2 separate regions of the Homo sapiens genome follow, and region 1 is linked to region 2. The links are chromatin loops, found by intact Hi-C in ENCODE. Cell type or tissue: PC-9. All regions are shown on one strand. Links, peaks and the distances in the headings refer to the core of each region. The heading gives the core; the rest is flanking DNA.

What was found. A loop is a pair of places that touch in the nucleus more often than their neighbours do. Peaks named below come from ENCODE experiments on the same cell type or tissue, not always from the same donor. Only the 100,000 strongest peaks of a DNase experiment are listed, where the experiment ranks them.
Region 1: a loop joins it to region 2, with 3 times the contacts of the local background. A loop is called at or near these places in 1 of 110 quality-filtered maps.

The regions. Positions count from the first base shown.
Region 1 is chr18:8,231,338-8,234,262 of GRCh38, reverse strand. All of the region lies in intron 14 of PTPRM (protein tyrosine phosphatase receptor type M), which reads right to left. Among named protein-coding and RNA genes, the nearest start is that of RAB12, 380 kb to the left of the region's middle. RefSeq lists an enhancer at 815-1,637. In PC-9, for the core only: no CTCF peak of the experiment used is centred there; a DNase peak (open chromatin) is centred at 1,212.
Region 2 is chr18:8,123,606-8,126,530 of GRCh38, reverse strand. The region is part of intron 13 of PTPRM (protein tyrosine phosphatase receptor type M); the gene reads right to left. Among named protein-coding and RNA genes, the nearest start is that of RAB12, 480 kb to the left of the region's middle. In PC-9, for the core only: no CTCF peak of the experiment used is centred there; a DNase peak (open chromatin) is centred at 1,230; H3K27ac peaks cover 2,043 bases.

The DNA.
Region 1 (2,925 bases), core at 205-2,704, 110 kb before region 2:
ATGAAAGAAATCAAAGAACTAAATAAATGAAAGATTTAATATTGTCCACATGTCAATTCTTCCCAAATTGATCTATAGATTCAGTGCAATCCTAATCAAAATCCTAGAAACTTATTTAGGGTTAATAACAAACTGATTCTATATGGAGAGGCAAAAGACCCAGAATAGCCAACACAATACTGATTAGAAAAAAGTTGGAAGATTGATACTACCTGACTTCCAGACTTACTATAAAGCTACAGTAATCAAGACAGTGTGGTATTGGTGAAATAAGAGACAAACAGATCACTAGGACAGAAGAGAGAGAACAGAAAGAAACCTACATAAATACGATCAACTGGCAAAGAAGCAAGGGTACTACAATGGACAACAAATGGTGGTGGAACAACTAGACATCCACATGCAGAAAAATGAATCTAGACACAGGCCTTACACCCTTCACAAAAATTAACTCAAAATGGATTATAGACCTAAATGTAAAATGCAAAACTATGAAACTCCTAGAAGATAACATAGGAGAAAATCTAGATGACCTTGGATATGGCAATGACTTTTCAGTTAAAATATTAAAGGGATAATCCATGAAAAAAAATGATAAGATAGACATCTTTCCAATAAAAATTCCTGCTCTGTGAAAGACACTGTCAAGAAAGAAGCCATAAACTTGGAGAAAATATTTGTAAAAGACATACCTGGTAATGAACTGGTATCCATAATGTTCAAATAACTCTTAAAACTGAACAATAAGAACACAAACAATGGGATTAAAAAATGGGCCAGAGACCTTGATGCCTCACCAAAGATGTACACATAGCAAACGAGCATATAAAAAGATGCTCTGCACCATATGTTATAAGGAAAATGCAAATCAGAACAACAAGATACCACCACACATCTGTTATAAGGCCAAAATCTAAAAAACACTGACATCACCAACTGCTGGTAAGAATATAGAGCAACAAGACTCCTCATTCATTGTTGATAGGAATGCAAAAGGACATAGCCACTTTGAAAAACAGTTTGGGCCAGGCACAGTGGCTTACGCCTGTAATCCCAGCACTCTGGGAGGCCAAGGTGTGTAGTGTGCCGGCAAAGGGATTGTGACTAGCTCAGCATTCCACTGGAGGCTATATGATCAAACAGCAAACTGTTTATCATGAATGCAGGATGTGGGCAAACTCAAACTGCTCCTGTCGCCAAAAGGTTTGCTGAGGACCATCACTTCCTGGTGCGGGACTCCTTGAAGTTATCTCCTGAGACATCTAGTACCCATTGTTCCAGGAATGCAGTCTCACAAGCCTGCTGTGAACCAAATGGCCGACTGACAATTACCTGACAACCACCACCCCCCTCCTTGCTATCTCTTTTGCCTAATAAATATGGAAGGCTGTGTACAGCTCAGGGCCCTTGTTCACTAGAAGCAAGGTGCCCCCTGACCCCTTCTTCCAAATATACTCTTTTGTCTTTGTCTTCTATTCCCACGTTCGTCCTCTTTTGTTCAGTCCAATATAGGGTCGTGGGGAGCTTCACAAAAGTGGGTGGATCATTTGAGGTCAGGAGTTTGAGACCAGCCTTGCCAACATGGTGAAACCCCATCTCTGGTACTTGCTACTTAGGAGGCTGAGGCAGGAGAATGGCTTGAGCCTGGGAGGCGGACATTGCAGTGAGCCAAGATCGTACCACTGCACTGTCACTGGGTGACAGAGTGAGACTCCATCTCAAAAAAAAGAAAAACAGTTTGTCAGTTTCCTACAACATTAACATATTCTTCCCATATGATCCAGCAGTTATGCTCCTTGCTATTTACCCAAAGGATTTGAAAACTTATGCTCACACAAAACCTCCATAGAGATGTTCATATAGCTTTATCCATAACTGACAATTTGGAAGAAACCAAGCTGTCCTTCAATAGGTGAATGGCTAAACTGTGGTACATTTAGACAATGGAATATTGTTCAGTGTTACAAAGGAATAAGCTATGAAGCCATGAACAGGCATGGAGGAAACTTAAACGTGTGTCACTAAGTGAAAGATGTCAATCTGAAAGGCTACATAATGGCAAAAAATGCAATTGCTTTTGCACTGACCTAATATTTTATTATTCCAACTACATAACACTCTGGAAGAGGCAAGACTATGAAGACAGTAAAAGGATTAGTGATTGTCAAAGGTTAACGGAAAGGGAGGGATAAACAGGCAGAGCACAGAGGAGGTTCTAGGCTGTGATCTTATTTATATGATACTATAATGAAGGATGCCTGTCATTATAGAGTTGTCAAACCCATAGTAGGTGCATTATGAAGAATGAACCCTGATGTGAACTACAGCCTTTGGTGATAATGATGTGGCAATAGAGCCTCACGGATTATGATAAATGAGGATACTGTGTGTGTGTGTTGGCAGGGGGGTGTTAGAACTATATGGGAACTCCGTATTTTCTGCTCACTTATGTGGTGAAACAAAAACTGCTCTAAAAATAGTTTATTAAACATTGCAATACTGTTTAGAAAAATAATTGGAGGGAGAAAAACTGTCATAGCTCAAAAACTGTAAAGTAGAATAAAGGTAGGACAGGAGAGAAATGCGCGCTGAATTCAAATTAAAGGAATGGTTATTATACTCTACTATTTCCTGAGTATTTCTTTTCTACAGTAAAAATGTTTAAAAGTATGAAATGGAAATAAGGGAAATGGAAGAAAAACCTCTTGGCAAGTTATTATGTTTATGATGGGTATGAATCACAACCGATAAAGAAACCATGGTGAAGAATGAACTCTTCAGTAATGTGTCCTATGGGAGAGCTGCAGGACAAATTGCTGCCAACTAGGAGAACAAATTGCCACCTGGCTGGAAGGAAGAAGAAATCACTCCTCCTCCAGTTTCCCGCTCTGAAACTGGACTGAGTGGCAATTGGGAGAGGAGCAG
Region 2 (2,925 bases), core at 293-2,792:
TTGGTGGGAGTGGCTGGGTCATTCTCTTAGAAAATCAATTAACATTCAACCTTTTTATGGCTCTTGCCAAAAGAAATGGGTGATCGAAATTATGCTTTTGTAAGTGGGTTGAAAAACCATTGGTTTGTTTTATTTGCAATGGAAAAGCTTATTAAATTTATATATATATACATATTAAAAAGAGATATTTTGTAATCTTGCATAAAGTAACATAAAATCAGTCAAAAGAAGACAAAATAAACCAATTTCAAAATATTCCTCCCCTCAATCAAAATTTACTCACAATAATAAATGAAAGCTATACAATACCTAGGAATAAATTTAGTAAGACAGGTCATCAACTGTTATTCATTCAGTCATTCAGCAAACAATTTGAAACACTTCCTGGGTGCCTGTGGGCTACACTGGGAACAAGACAGACAGACAATGCTGTTTCATGCTTTTGTGAGTTGAAACACCTAGGATTTGTTTTATTTGCAATGGAAAGGTCTACTGATTTAAAATATATATATATATATATATATATATATATATATATATATATATATATATATGTATACACACACATATAGCATTCTCCACAGCATGTCAGGGTTGGCTGGGTTATTAAATCATAAACAAAGATATCTTAATTTAAAAAGCCTAGATATATGTGAAAAATAAAAAGTTTTTAAAGAGAAATTCCTACCATGTATAGCTTTCTACTTTCTTCCCAAATCATTTCTGTATTATGAACAGTGAATCGCGAGATAAAAGGAAGAAAGAGACTAGGGGCATTTCCAATTTCTAGAACTTACTCTGTGTGTACTCTTTAGAGTAGGATTTCTGAGGTAGACAGAACCTTCATTCCAATCAGACATTCCACTCCCCTTTACTATCTCCTAAATCTAGTTAGTAACTTAGCAAAGCATTTTTTTAAAAATTGTGGATGACAACTCATTAACGGGAAATGAAATCAATTTAGAAGGCAGCAACCAGAATTTTTTTTAAAAAAATGAAAAAGAATAATGTAGAACAGAATACAAAAATCAGGGTATATCTTATGTTTGCAGTGAGTAGTGTTGGAAGTACGGTTCTAAAAGTTTTCATTACAGTTAAATGTACATGTATGTATATGTGTATATACAGTACTGGGTAGTTATGTATTTCTTATCATTGATTGGGGTCAAGAAGTTTAAGCAACACTCCCTAGTGCAATGACAGGACTGCTCATGAAATGTCCTAGCATTCCACAAATTCCTTCTCTGGAACCCTCCTGACAACTGGGCCGTTCAATGAACTCAGTCAAGAAATATTTATGAGCACTTTTTTTTTTTTTTTTGAGACAGAGTCTCACTCTGTCACCCAGGCTGGAGTGCAGTAGCTTGATCTCAGCTCACTGTAACCTCTGCCTCCCGGGTTCAAGCAATTCTCCTGCCTCAGCCTCCTGAGTGGCTATCATGCCTGGCACAGTCCTAGGTGCTGGGGTCAGATCACCAAGGTTCTTGTTTTCATTGGTGGTAGACAAGTAGGGGAGGGCCCACCTACACCAAGGGAAACCTAACCAGCAAGCACCACGTACCAGTACAACAGGGACAGCAAGGCAAAGGACTCATCATCTCACAAAAGCTTCCCAGTGCAAGTATAGCATCAAATAGGATTTTTAGGGGCAAGATGTCAGCACAGTTAGAACAAAATGAACAAAAAATGGCTGAAGACTTCAGAATGTATACCTCCTATATCTTCTATTGGCTTCTGGAAGGGACAGGATTGATCTATTAAACACAACGGTTGAATGGGTCACAGATAGAAAATGTTCAGAGCTGTCACACCGACCACTTCCTAGGCTGTTTACCACAGTGAGAAACGGTTTGAAATACAGGTCCTTTGGTTCCCATCAGTTATAAAACTGCTGTCTTTTCTTAGCTTTGCTAAATGATAAGTATGATACCAATTTTTCACTCATCTGAGTATGCACTTATGTAGGTTTTGGGGTTACTAATGCAAATGTACTTGATGCCAAGGTGTCTAGGCAACCATACAAAGTAAAACTCCTGAAAAGAGTTGGTCGATTCATACCTGGCACACATAAGGTGCTCAATAAATGTCAAATAAATGACTGAATGAATTAAGTCTCAGGCTTGCAGTATGACTCATGAATAAATCCCTTAAAAAAGACAGTGTCACTGCTATCGAAGTTGATGGGTGATGCAAATGGAAAATGCAAAAGAAATATTATTTGAGTGTGAATTTATCTGGGTAAGACTAACCATCATTAAAACCAGCAGTAAATACTGAAGAAAGAACAAGAGTAGTTTTTTACTGGTTTTTGAGGCTTATTCTGATACACCATCATTTTAATCCCTAATAAACCAAAGTAAATGAGGTAGATCACCTGTAGCCCTTAGGAGGAATAGCAGCCATGCACTGCAGTTGTGTGTGTGTCCTTCAGACTAGCTCCAAAATAATGACACTCACTGTGTCTAAATGCCTTACGACGGGGGCTGCTTTATGAAGTATCTTCTGAATCAGGCGAGTTTTAGAGTGAAAACTATATTCAGAAGCCTCGCTTACTTCATTCCTAGTAAACAGCATGCTTCATCTGAAGTTAGTGGATTATAGGTAAAGCTTGGTAAAAGGACTACTGAATTATATTTCGTAAGTACTTGTTTTATGAAGGTGGGAACAACCCATTTTTAACAATGTACTGATGAGTCTGGGGCCAGCTCAGACACAATGGGTGGTCAGAGTTGCTGAAGGATCCCAATAACCTTCAAGATGGACTCCTAACCCTACACAGAGTGCCACAGGCCAGTCCTGAAAGGTCAAGGTTTTAGAGGGGAGGACTTATTAAGAAAGGCACTGTCCCTCAAATACTTTTACTTGTGGGAAGAACACTTCAGAAGTTCAGGAGCAGGAAGAGTCTGTAACAAGTAGAACTTCAAT